Regions from separate parts of the Homo sapiens genome. Here region 2 is linked to region 1. The links are chromatin contacts, found by Hi-C or POLR2A ChIA-PET in ENCODE. All regions are on one chromosome and are shown on one strand. The core of a region is the stretch at or near the end of the contact, and the rest is flanking DNA. Distances in the headings are between cores, read along the strand shown.

Region 1 (6,322 bases), core at 578-3,077:
CATGCAGATTACCATTCCACCTCTCCTGCTGGCATTGGTCTTTTCCAAGTGACTCGACCGCTGTGAGCCTCAGTGTCTTCACTATAACATAGAATAATACTAGTAGTAGTAGGTGGCAGTAATTTTACATAGAGGTGCCACAATATCTTTTTGCCATCCACTGGTTTTCTGAATTTACAATACAGAGCCAGGTTCTCCACTTTGGAGGACCAGAAAGGGTCCTTTATCAATATACCCAAAGTCCATCAGTTTCTCAGTAATAACTTTATAATAACTAAAACCACAAAAGATTGAAGGTATCTAAGAATACCAATCCTTAAAAACAACCCATGAAGTACATATTATTATCCCCATTTTTCAGATGAGGAAACTGAGGTTTAAAAGTTTAACTCTCCCAATATATCAAAACAACTGAATAGCAGAGCTGCTCTTCAAACCCTAGACTGTAACACTCCTATACCACTCTGCAATAATGGTTCTCATGAATGTTTTTATTCTACAATAAAGATGTATAAGGATAGCCACATTTGTATAATCTATCACAGTGGTTCACAAAGTATGGCCTGGAACCCCTGTGGGTCCTTAAGACCTTTTCAGGGAGTCCATGAGGTGAAAACTATTTTCATAATCATACTAAGATACTATTTGACTGTTCTATTTTCATTCTTTCATCAGCATATAGCGAAGTTTTTCAGAGGCTCCATGATCAGTGATATTGCAAGAAATTGAACGCAGAAACAGATATCAGAATCTAGCTGTCTTCAGTTAATCCGGACATTAAAGGAACTTGCAAAAATGTGAAACAATGCCACTCGTCTAACTAAAGTGTTTTTTCTTTTTTTTTTTTTTTTTAGTTTTGGAAAATAAGATTTTTATTAAAATGTTATTTATTTTAACATGTAATGGGATTTTTTAAAATAAATTATCAATACATATTTTTAGATATTCTCAGTTTTTAGTTTGAATCTACTAAACATACTTAGGTATAACACACATAAACAAAAGCTCTTCAGGGGCCTCAATAATTTTTAAGAGTCTAAAGGTGTCCTAAGAACAAAAGGCTTGAAAACTGTGAAGAACTTTCACAGTACTTATGCCATTGCCAATACAAGATTATAGGTAAGGAAAAAAGATTATACAAGGAGTGTTTTTCAATAAGCAGCCAATTTAGTTTGATAGTTTTCTGGTCACCCTGAAATCAAATGTTATTTGTACCACTGCACCTACCCAAACTGAAGGCATTTTTCCATGATGAAAGGCCTTCCAAGAAATTATTGCCAGACGATATTATGTGAATTTTTTTATTGTTTGGGAGGAAAATGGGATATGAATTAAGAAGTGAGAAGTTGAATGATTCTAGGAAAATGATATTTTATTGTGTGTTTTTAAAAAGGAGTCCATATCTTAAAAGATTGATTGCTAAAGAATCTCTTCCACATAATACAGGGAAAGAAGATGAAAAAATTAGCTTACTACCAACTATCATAAGTCTTTAACCTTAAAAAAAACATGAAGTCTACATATATGTGTGTGCTATAAAAATGTAACTATAACAAAAAATACATATAATTTACATTATATTACATATACCATTTAGATAAACCTGTTACTTCTGTGCAGGTTCCCCCAGACTCACCCTCACCCTTTCTTTCTATGTCCTGACCCCAAATCATGAAGTGCCTTGGCTGCTCTGTGACCTCGCCAGCTGCAGTTTTTTCCAGCAGGCTTGAACCGAAACCACGGCCTTGAACATTTCCAGACACTGAAAAAGTTATCTAGGTTGTTGCTCAAAACACTAAAAGAAACTGGCCCCGGGCCCTGAGCCAAATTCCTCAACCCTTGATAAAAACTTCCTACATGACTCCCTCATTTCAGACATACCTAGGTAGAACAGCCCCTTTCTCTCACTGTCCGCCACAAGGACTGGAGCAGCGCTCTGTAAGTTCCCCTAATAAATTCCTTAGATTCATCACCCTGGCGTTTAGTGCTTCTTTCTTTAGAATCTTAACCAGCCCCATCTCTGGATGGTTTGGGGAACTTCCCTGCAGAAATTCCCCTGCCGCCACTTTTGGAGCAATTCCAGCCATGGGTTTGGTAGGACAAAACGTCTGACAGAGAAGAAAATAGGAGGCTCACTGCTGCCTTGATCACTATAACAACTTTGTTGATATATGGATAACTATCTAAATGTTCCAAATACAAACTAATGTTCCTATATCTAGCAAGTGTATATTTAAATGGTGAATTAGGATTCTCCAGAGAAACAGAACCTATAGAGATTAGGTAGATAGAGAGATAGACAGATGATGGATGGATGGATGGATAGATAGATAGATAGATAGATAGATAGATAGATAGATAGATAGATCGATAGATAGACAGACGGTTATAGAGATAACTTATATCAATAAGTTATTGACTCACTGATTACAGAGGCTGAGAAGTCCTATGATCTGACATCTGCAAGCCGTAGACCCAGAAAAGCCTGTGGTGTAGTTCAAAGGCCTGAGAGCCAGAGGACCGATGATGTAGACTCCGGACCCAGCCTGAAGGCTTAAGAACAAGGAGCACCGAGGACAGAAGACTGACGTCCAATTCAAGCAGACAGGCAGAGGAGAGCACAAATCCAATCTTCCTCTGCCTTTTTGTTCTTTTCAGGTGTTCAAAGAATTGGATGATGCCCGACCAGGTGCGGTGGCTCACACCTGTAATCCTAGCACTTTGGGAGGCCGAGGCAGGCGGATTGCCTGAGCTCAGAGTTCGAGACCAGTCTGGCAACACGGTGAAACCCCTTCTCTACTAAAATACAAAAACTTAGCCAGGCGTGGCAGCGTGCGCCTATAGTCTCAGCTACTCGGGAGGCTGAGGCAGGAGAATTGCTTGAACGGGAAGCAGAGGTTGTACAGTGAGCAGAGATCACCCCACTGCACTCCAGCCTGGGTGACAGAACTAGACATTGTCAAAACATAAAAAAATTGGATGATGCCCATCCAGTTATTTTCAGGCGCTCAAAGAATTGAATGATGCTCTTTGGGGAGGGCCATCTGCTTTACTTAATTTACCAGTTTAAATGTCAATCTCTCCCAGAAACATCCTCATAGACATACCTAGAAATAACATCTAAACAGACATCAGGGCATCCCATGGCCTAGTCATATTAACACATAAAACTTACCATCACAGATGGTGTTTGTCACCTCTAACCTATCTCCAAACAAATCATAGATGATTTTTAGAACATAACTTTTTAAATTTTTTAATCGTTTATATTTGCTGCGTAATCTTTTCTGTCTTATTTCCCGTATGTATAGAATGATAGCGCATAGAAAGAAATAATTCTCACATATTTAAACCAATGTTAAATGGTTATAACATGTAATTACTGCAGCCTCCAAAAATGATGATGATGATGGCATATTCATCAAGATGTAAATGTATTAACAAAGCAATGCCAATTGCTTAAATTCTGGTACCTCCATATATAGTCTACATCATTATAGAGGGGCAGGAGAAATGCAATAGCAAAACTACCACCTTAATAAAACAGCTCAAAATAATTTACAGGCATTTTTACTTCAAGATTTCTTAGATTTGCTGTTTGGCATAAACTAAGTAAGTATAAGAGACCAAATATGTGAAAGTAACAAGTAAGTGCAAGAAAAAGAAACATATTCCAAATAAGCCATAAACAACCTCTCTACTACAGAGAAAATACAGTCAAAGGCTGTTGAGTTATCCACAGACACAAAGGCATTTTTTAAAAAGTGGGTGATGGTGTGGAGGGAGGAAAGAGATTTGACTTTAATGTTAAATGTTATTGGAGTTAGCAAGCATTAACTCTAGACTATTTTTCTCTCTGATTTACACAAAGGTCAACCTCTGACTGAAAAATGTGAGCCACAAGTGAAATATTTAATTTGTTAGACGACCTCTAGTGGTCATCCAAGACACACGTTGGCATGTGAAAGAAGAGTTGTTTATGTTACCGAGAACAAAATGATCAAATAACTAGGAGGGATCAGGAAAATGTCCTTTACGGTAACAGAAATTTTCGCTTGATAAAATAACTGTAGAGTATATCAAAATGCTTTAAAATGCATGCACATTAATCCTAAAAGTCTATTTTTAGAAAAGTATCCAAAAAAAAAATTTGACAAAGGCTCAAAAATGTTATGAGCAAGAAAGTTTATTCCAGCATTGCTGAGCAACAGTGTGTAGTGGCAAACAATGTCAATTGATTAAATAAATTATGGTACATTCATATAGTGAAATACCAATGCAGCCATCAAGAATAATAATAATGTCATTATGTTAAGTGAAATAAGCCAAGCACAGAAAGACAAATATCCCATGTTGTCACTCATATGTGGCAGCTAGAAATGTGGATCTCATGAAGATAGAAATTAAATTGGTGGCTACCAAAGGCCAGGAAGGATAAGAAGGAGGGATGATGAAGGGAAAATTATATATAGAGATATGTAAATGTAGTTATTACCACTTAACTGTACACTTAAAAATGGTAAGGATGGTAAATCCTATACATGTACTTACCTCAATAAAATTTATTAATAATAATGATGACATATTTATTGAAATGAAATGAGTTAGCAAAATAATGTTGAATTTAAAATCAAGTTAAAATTACAATAAAATAATATATAATACCACCCTTGCTAAAAAATTATGAGTGTTTTTATCTGGAAGGTATAAACTATATAACCAAAGGATTAGAGGTAAATCTTTGAATAGTAGAATTATAGATGGGATTTGTTCACAAATTGATTTTCTCCTTTGTTGTATATTAACATATTATTTTGTGATAATGATTTCTATAAAAATTAATACACATAAAGAGATAATGGTCCATGAGATTACAGACTATTTCTCACAAAATTTATCAAGAAGGAATTTTTCCTGATCCATCTAGCCCTACCACCTTTGATGGACTTTGCAAATATCTCAGTACAATCCAACTAGCTGACATGTTTTCTCCCTCCCTCTAAAAGGTTGAAAGATAACATAGTATCCTATGCACACTTCCTTCCTGGAGCTTTATTTTTTTAATTGCACCTTAATTGACCAAAACAAGAAAGCATACCATAGATTTATTTTTATTCTTGAAAGAATAAAGGGTTTTTATCCAGGAATTTTGATTATTTAACCCAAATATTTAATTTTCCCAACCCCAAATGATTGAGGTAGAGAAAAGGCTATAAAACACAGAATTTTAGGGGTAACTCTGTCTGAAGTCATCATAAGTTTTGTACCTTAGCTTCTTATATCACTTTTACTATCAAATGTCCTTTTAGAAAGCATTGTCCACATTATAAAAATGGTCCAGCATCCTGAAATTGCTTCATTTACATCATAACTAAAGGTCCTTGATGGACTAAAGAGTCATTTTCTACACTGTTCAGGGAGTGAACATATGCATGACATGGATGGGACATAGGCCTGATATACCTTCTATTTGTTCTCAAGTTTCCATTGCCTTTTGTATTATTTTCTATTGTTCCCATATCAAATTACCACAAGTTTAGTGGCTTAAGACAATGAATTTTATTATCCTACAGTTTTATAAGTTGGAAGTCTAACACAGGTCTCACAGGGCCAAAGTCAAAGCTGTTTTCCTTTCTGTAGGTTTTGATAGGATCTATTTCCGTGACTTATTCACCTTCTAGATGCCTCCTACATTCATTGGCTTATGGACCCCTTTTTTCACCTTCAAAACTAGCAAAGGAAAGCCAAGACCTTCTCACATCTCATCGCTCTAACTGCTTACATGGTTACGTCTCCTTTTCTAACTCTGCCTCCTCTTCTGCCTCCCTCTTCTACTTTTAAGGACCCTTGTGATTACACTGGGCCTGCGCAGATAACCCAGGATGTTCTCCCTACCGTAAGGTTAATTGACTAGCAATCTTAATGCCACCTGCAAGCTTAATTCCCTTTTGCCATGTAACCCAACATATTCATATGTTCCAGAGATTAGGACGTGAACATCTTTGGGGCCATTATTCTGCCTACCACACCATTTAAAATGTTAAAACATTTATTATGCCAAAGGAAATTATGAAAAGATACGTAATTTGTAGAATGGTATTCTACACAATGGAAGAATATCACATTCCATATAAAATTTGTCAAATGGTAGTTATTCTCTAAAGGTGGCTTTCTAATTAACCACGCTTCCAAATAGTCACGCCTTTATGTTCCCTCATTTTGGACCTAGGCTGGCCCTGTGACTCATATTTGACCAATAGAATATAGCAGAAAGATTCTGCATGACTGCTGAGGCTAGGTCATAAGAAGCCATCAGCTTCCA
Region 2 (6,618 bases), core at 768-3,267, 300 kb before region 1:
CAGATTCTTATGTCAGGTGTCCCAGTACACTGATCTTTTGATGCACCCTAGGCACTCAGTGAGCTAGAGTCAATAGAAGGAAGAAATGCAAAAGAGTCAGATTAAAAATATAAGCCTTTAGTATAAATTTAGCAAGACTTATTTTCATAAGCCAAAGAAATAGATCTCCTGACACTATGGTTAAGAGGTTAGAAGTATAGATATTGACATAGAAGTATAGATATCAATATAGATGCAGACATAAATATAGATCAAATACGCTACGTTGAATTACATTTGTCAATAGAGCTTGGCTATAACCATTTCCATGAACTTTTTCTTGATAATACTGGTCTTTGGATCAATTACAAAATCTTATGCATTCTTTTGTCAGGACTATGAAGAGAAAGGAATCAGATAATAAATGAGGCTATAAGTAATTTGTAAATATTACCATGTAGAGAAGAGTGAATGTAATATCCCCTTTATGCTACTATAACAGAACACCATAGACTGGGTAACTTACAAAGAATAAAAATTTATTGGCTCACAGTTCCGGAAGCTGGGAAGTGCAATATCAATGCAGGTTTGCCAATTCCAATCCTAGATGGTGCCTTGAATACTATGTTCTCTAGAGGGAAGAAAGGCTTCATGTTTACATGGCAAAAGGGCAAAGAAAGAGTGCCCACTCCCGTAAGCCTTTTCTTATTACAGCATTTATTAATTCATGGCTTAATCGCTTTTAAAGGTCCCAACTCAATACTGTTACCTTGGCAATTAAATTTGAACATGAGTTTTAGAATATACAAAAACATTCAAACCTAGCAACAAAGGAGGAGTCAAGGAAGTTAAAGACATAAGCAGTATCATGTGGGGTAAACATGTTCTTCTGACAGTGTCATCAGAAGACGTTTTGTGATGGAACACGATGGTCATCCACCACGCTGTTGATCTCAAAACATTAGAAACGTGCCCTGAATCCGACTGGCTTCCTCTTAACAACTTATGTATATAATATTCTTAATGTTACTTAAAATTATTTAATCAATTTATATTTTTAGTCAGTTCTAGGTTTAACTACATGATGCAGGACCCTCAAACCTCACTACCATTTTTTAAAAATCCCTAAAGTTACCTCCACAAATAGAATGTCCTTTTTCATTATGGATTTACCTGTTTACATCTGGACTTCAACCACATTCCCCCATTCACCATATCTTTTAACACTTTTATTTTTAAACATTGTCTGATCTTCTTAGTACCTACATATTTGAAAGATTTTTTCTTTCCATTTTCATTTATTTACCCTGGACCTTCTTTAGTGCTATGGTGTCTGTCTTGCAGTGCAGCAACCAAAACTGTATGCAGCATTCTAGGTAGCACTACAAGACGATATCCAGAGTTAAAAGCTCAAAATGACAGTAGTATAGTCTGCAAGTAACATGTGAGTGGTGAGCTGCGAGGGTAACCTGTGTTAACCTGAATGCTAATAGCTCATCAAAATGTTCTGAAAACAATACCCTGACATAAATTAATCATTCATGGTTCAGGTAAAAATTTCTATGGTTAGATCCTTGGAAACAGATTTTAGAATCAATGAAGAGTGCTTGTAGATGAAGAAGGGATTCTTGTCGATTAAAAATGAGGTGTAGGGAGAGCTTTTTATTGGACTATGTAGAAAAGGAAATTTACCACCTTTTTGACATTTCAGGGGTGGTATTCTACAGGCCATTTCCTTACACTGTCATATAACACTGCTTATAATTAATCCTGTATTTATTCTCAGGAAGTTTAAGTCAAGGAAGCAGTGGTTTTCAAATCACCCCGGTGTTAACACTCATTACTCACCAGAGGCTGCAATAATATGTAAGAGGTTAGCTGACAGATTAAACTGAAATTGAGCATAGGCTATTTGTATTTTAATCTTCCATGACCAGTTTGTTTGACATTAGTATAAATTTAAGAAGCCTGAAAAGCATAGCTAAAATAAACAATCAGTCCAACTCTGTGATCTCATTCCTCAGTCCTCATTCTTACCCTCACTCTGAGTGCTAGTGCGTGTTTGTGTGTGTGTACTATAGGGAGTGGCACTGAGGGGCAAGAAAAAGTGAAATAGGCACAAAAGTGAAAAGGCACAATTAACTTTACTTTGTGAAATGAAAGTAATAAATTGTGTCCCATTGTAGCCCTGAAGCTGCTCTTCATTTATAAAATGTGGATAACTATGACCCATAGAGCTTAATGAGTAACAAAAGAAATTGTATATTCCAAATATTTACTGCACTACAGTGACTTCATAGAGATGTTCTTGAGCATTGAATCATTACAATATTGCACAATCTCACCCCTTAAGGCAAGATAGGCAAGGGGTGATCATTGTCATCTTGGAAATATTTGGGGTTTAAATAATCAAAAGGTAAATGGGACTCCTTTATATTTCAGACATACTGAGAAGCAGATAAAATAGTGTTTGTGTGTGTTGCTCTCGGTTTACAAACACAATCTGAATCAAATTGCTTGGGTTCAAATCCCACCTCTGCCCAGCTGTGGGATCTTGAATAAATTATCAAAATATTTCTTAGCTTTTGCATCTATAAAAAGTAAAAAAAAAAAAGTACCTTTTTCATACAGTTATTAACAGGATTCAAAATGATAAATCATTAGAAAAACATGGCACACAGTAAGTACCCAATAAACACTATTATTATTAATCAGTAACCTATGTGTACATGCATCAAAGATATCTCCTAATAGGCTTCTCCACTAACCACAGTATTTGACCCAGTGAATAGATAACAATGGAGTCACAGCAAAGCTGCCAAACTGAATGTACTCAAGCTTGCTTCATGTTTTAAGCACTAAAGTATATTTGACATTGCATTTAAAAATATCAGAGTAACATAATGTAAGCCAAAATTCCACAACCATTTTAGAAATATGTGGTTTGTAAAGAAGATAAAGTCTTACCCATAATTATTTAAGAAATGTTAGATTTAAAATAATTTTTGGCCAATTTTTCTAGTTTAACTCAACATTTTTGCAAATACATATCATTCTGAATTATTTACTGATATCTGAAATGTAATGAATAAAATTCTATATTATAACAGAATTTTTACTGGCACTACAAGAATGGATTTTAGAATACTGATTAAAAGTGCTAGGAATTGGAGTCAGAAAAAACTTGATTCAAATTCCTACTCTAAGGGAGAAAGAGAGATACCAGTCATGGGGTACAAAGTTTTAATAATATAAGATGAATAATTCCCAGAGATCTATTGTACAACATAGTGCCTATAATAACAATACTGTGTTATATGCTTACAAATGTGCTAAGAGTGTATATTAAGTGTTAACTAATCATACCAAAAATTGTTTATTCATAAGGTAGGAGGAAACATTTTGGAGGTGATGGATATGTTTATGGCATACACTGTGGTGACAGTTTCACTTGTGTATACTTATCTCCAAACTCATCAAGTCATATAGAGTGAATATGTACAGCTTTTTGTATGCCAATCATATTTCAATAAAGTGGTTTTTAAAATGCCCTATTCTGCTGTTCAATCCTCTATGATTATGGAAGATTGTATTTCTAAGATCTGACTGCAGTAATATTTCCCATCCCTCATGATCTTCATATAATGCATCTTGAATTTCATCCATTAGAGTGGTGATGTATATATTTCCTCCCCTTGAAACTGGGCAGATCTTTATGATTGCTCAATCAACCGACTATGACAAAAGTAACACGTATAAGTTCTGTGGCTTGATCATAAAAATGGCCCATTCTTCTGCTTTGCTTTCTTCTAGTGCTTATCCTTGGAACCCAGCCACCATGCTGTGAGGAAGCCCAAACTACTCCACGTAAAGGGAGCTCATGGAGAAGCCTCCGGTAGGTGTTCCTGCCAAGAGATGAGCTGAGAGTCCAACCAACAGCAACATCGACTGCCAGACACGTGAGTGAAGATGTCTCCAAAAGATTATAGCCCAGACATCCAGTCACCCTAGCCCCAAATATCAGATCCCTGCTTCATTCCATCCAAAGTCCTGCTCATAGAATCTGTAAGATTAATGAAGTAGTTGTTGTGTATGACTAAGCTCTAGAGTGGTTGTGCAATGATATTAATTGGAACAGTAACCCTGGGCGAGTAATATAGTCTAACCTTCACACTTCTGTCTTCAGCTTGGGGATACTAGCACCTATAACACAGAGATGAGGAAGAATAGATGACACAGATGGTGATATTAAAGTGTAGGTATTCACAGCTTCTCCCTCCCCAACGCTGCTTGGGAGTCTTTGTGTTGACTTGCTCTGGAGATTTTGTGGTGTTGATCAAGGTAATGTGTAAAAAATGCAGTATAGGAAAAAAGAAGAAACAAAGAGAATAAAATCACCAAAGACTCCTAGAGAATGAGAATATTCAGATATTTACAAAGAAATTTTAGAAATGTTTGCTAAGAAACATATTTTAGGATACAAATTTAGAACATTTTGCTATGTATCTTATTGCTATGTATCTTGAAAACATTTCTCGGTATCTTCAAGACAGCTTTTGGAAATTCAGACATTATTTTTCAGTGTTTTGTATAAATTTTGTGTTTATTTTAGACATGATGCTGTGCTAAATGGGCCTTAAAGAAAGAGCCAGATGACCCAGTTTTACTTGGGTTGCACCAAACTAAACAGAGTGCTTGTTAACAATAATCTAATGGATAGAATCTCAAATAATAAGAACACAATGATAGAATAGTATTTGATTATTAATCATGGATCTCACATGTAAATCCTTATTAGCATTTTCTGAGCCACATCTTTTTACTTCACAGTTCACAATACCTTGCTAGAAAAAAAAAAGTGTGCTTGAATTTCATTCAACTTTATTTTCTGCATCAAAAATAGGTTAATTCTATGAAAACAAAACAGTTCTAAGATGTAGATCGCTTCAACAAATATTTACTGAATGGAATTTTTTTTTTTTATAAAAGCACTGCATGAGCCAAGAATAAAACAAAGAAGTACATATATTGTTTCTTTCCTTGAAACACCTGTATTCTAGTTAGGAAGAAAAGGAATGAGCATATGAACAAGTACAGTAGCTCCCCTTTATACCTGAGGGATATGTTCCAAGACCCTCCGGGGAATGCCAGAAACCACAAATAGTACCAAAACCTATGTATGTGATATTTTTTCCTATACATACATAGCCATGTATGACAAAGTTTAAGTTACAAATTAGACATAGTAAGAGATTAACAATAATAAAATTGAACAATTATAACAACATACTATAATAAAATTTTGAGAATGTTTTCTGTGTCTCATAAAACATTTTAGTGTACTATACTGCAAGTAACTGAAATTACAGAAAATGAAATCACTGATAAGAAGGGAGTACTGTAAACCATAAGTATATGAGGGTCAGATTACAATTTAAGCCAAGAACAGAAGAATCTTCATAAGACATGTCAAGAGAACAATACAGATCCCAAGTGTTATGCACTCAAAGAATTACTGGCTAGATTCTGGGAAGATTCGGAAACATTTTCTATATATCAAAGTGCTAAACAAGTGAAGGAGAAATAAGACTGAGTATGCAGAAAGAAGGAGAAAAGTTATACTGATCCAAGGTATAAAGCTGAAAAGCTATTTTTTGTGTTGGTTGTTTGGTTATTTGGTTTTTGGTTTGCTTTGCTTTCCTTTTGGTAAACTGGCTGTAGCAGAGAAGATGTATATAAGGTAACTCAGTAATAAAAGTAAAGTTGGCAGATAGGAGAATGTGGTGAGTTTAAACATTTTCCTAGAGTCATCAAGGATTCAACAACTTCAGAAGGAAAGAGCAAGATAAAATATTTTGCAATGCTTATTCTGAAGGCGCCATGCAGGATGAATTGGACAGAAAATTGGAAGCAGGGCAACATGTTATTAGCTACTGCCAAGTATGTGATAATAGGGGCCTGAATTATTCAAAAACCATTAAAAAGGCTGGAAGAATATTTTGATATCACTGAGTACAGCCTCTTGATTTAGAAATGATGAAACCTTAGACAAATACCATGACTATATAAGTCAATAAGTGACAGATCTAGATTAGAAACAAAATCCTCAGATTTTAATTCTATTCTTCCTTTAATACTATGAAATACCTCCTAAATATATATTATTAAATAACCTGACAATTGACCACATAACCCCAGGTGTCATCTAAATAACTGTCTCTCATTAGAAGCCAGAGCTCATGACACAAGAGGAGAGAATAGATTTCAGCATGTCTTTGAACTCACATGTTCCAGAATTTGTCTTTAAAATAACATCACAGTCATGAGATTACATTAGAATCACAGTAATACATTTATATGAACCTTGTCACAGTGAGGCTTATATAAATTATCACTAGAAGCTTTTGTCAGAATAAACTCAGCATTGAGATTGTGAGTAAAATTACTGGTTTACTTACCAGTCTTGACAGTTTAAGGACATATCTCAGGCAGGTATTCAAAGAATGTCTACACAAGGCTGCTTATAAACATTTTTTCTATGTCTAAGTTACTTTCATGTATTTATTTCTGCTTTGTTTCTTCAATGTATTTGGAAGTCAATATAAAGTAGATGACAACAGAAATGGAAGCTCAGCCTGT

Evidence for each region. A loop is a pair of places that touch in the nucleus more often than their neighbours do. ChIA-PET counts read pairs that join two places held with the same protein, here RNA polymerase II (POLR2A). Pooled maps may share reads with other maps.
Region 2: a map of Calu3 shows a loop between it and region 1 (2.9-fold over the local background). The contact joins two enhancer-like sites. A Hi-C loop is called at or near these places in 1 of 168 maps with a recorded cell type or tissue (Calu3) and 11 of 50 pooled maps. POLR2A ChIA-PET finds 5 or more read pairs at or near these places in 2 of 52 experiments (PC-3 and activated T-cell).

What each region holds. Positions count from the first base shown.
Region 1 is chr1:193,404,621-193,410,942 of GRCh38, reverse strand. No RefSeq gene overlaps it. Among named protein-coding and RNA genes, the nearest start is that of LINC01031, 100 kb to the right of the region's middle. Within about 2 kb of position 1,827, at least 17 of the 41 ENCODE cell types and tissues checked have a DNase peak (open chromatin) inside an H3K27ac peak, as active enhancers do.
Region 2 is chr1:193,703,115-193,709,732 of GRCh38, reverse strand. The region is part of intron 3 of LOC124904475 (a long non-coding RNA gene); the gene reads right to left. Among named protein-coding and RNA genes, the nearest start is that of LINC01031, 400 kb to the right of the region's middle. Within about 2 kb of position 2,017, at least 2 of the 41 ENCODE cell types and tissues checked have a DNase peak (open chromatin) inside an H3K27ac peak, as active enhancers do.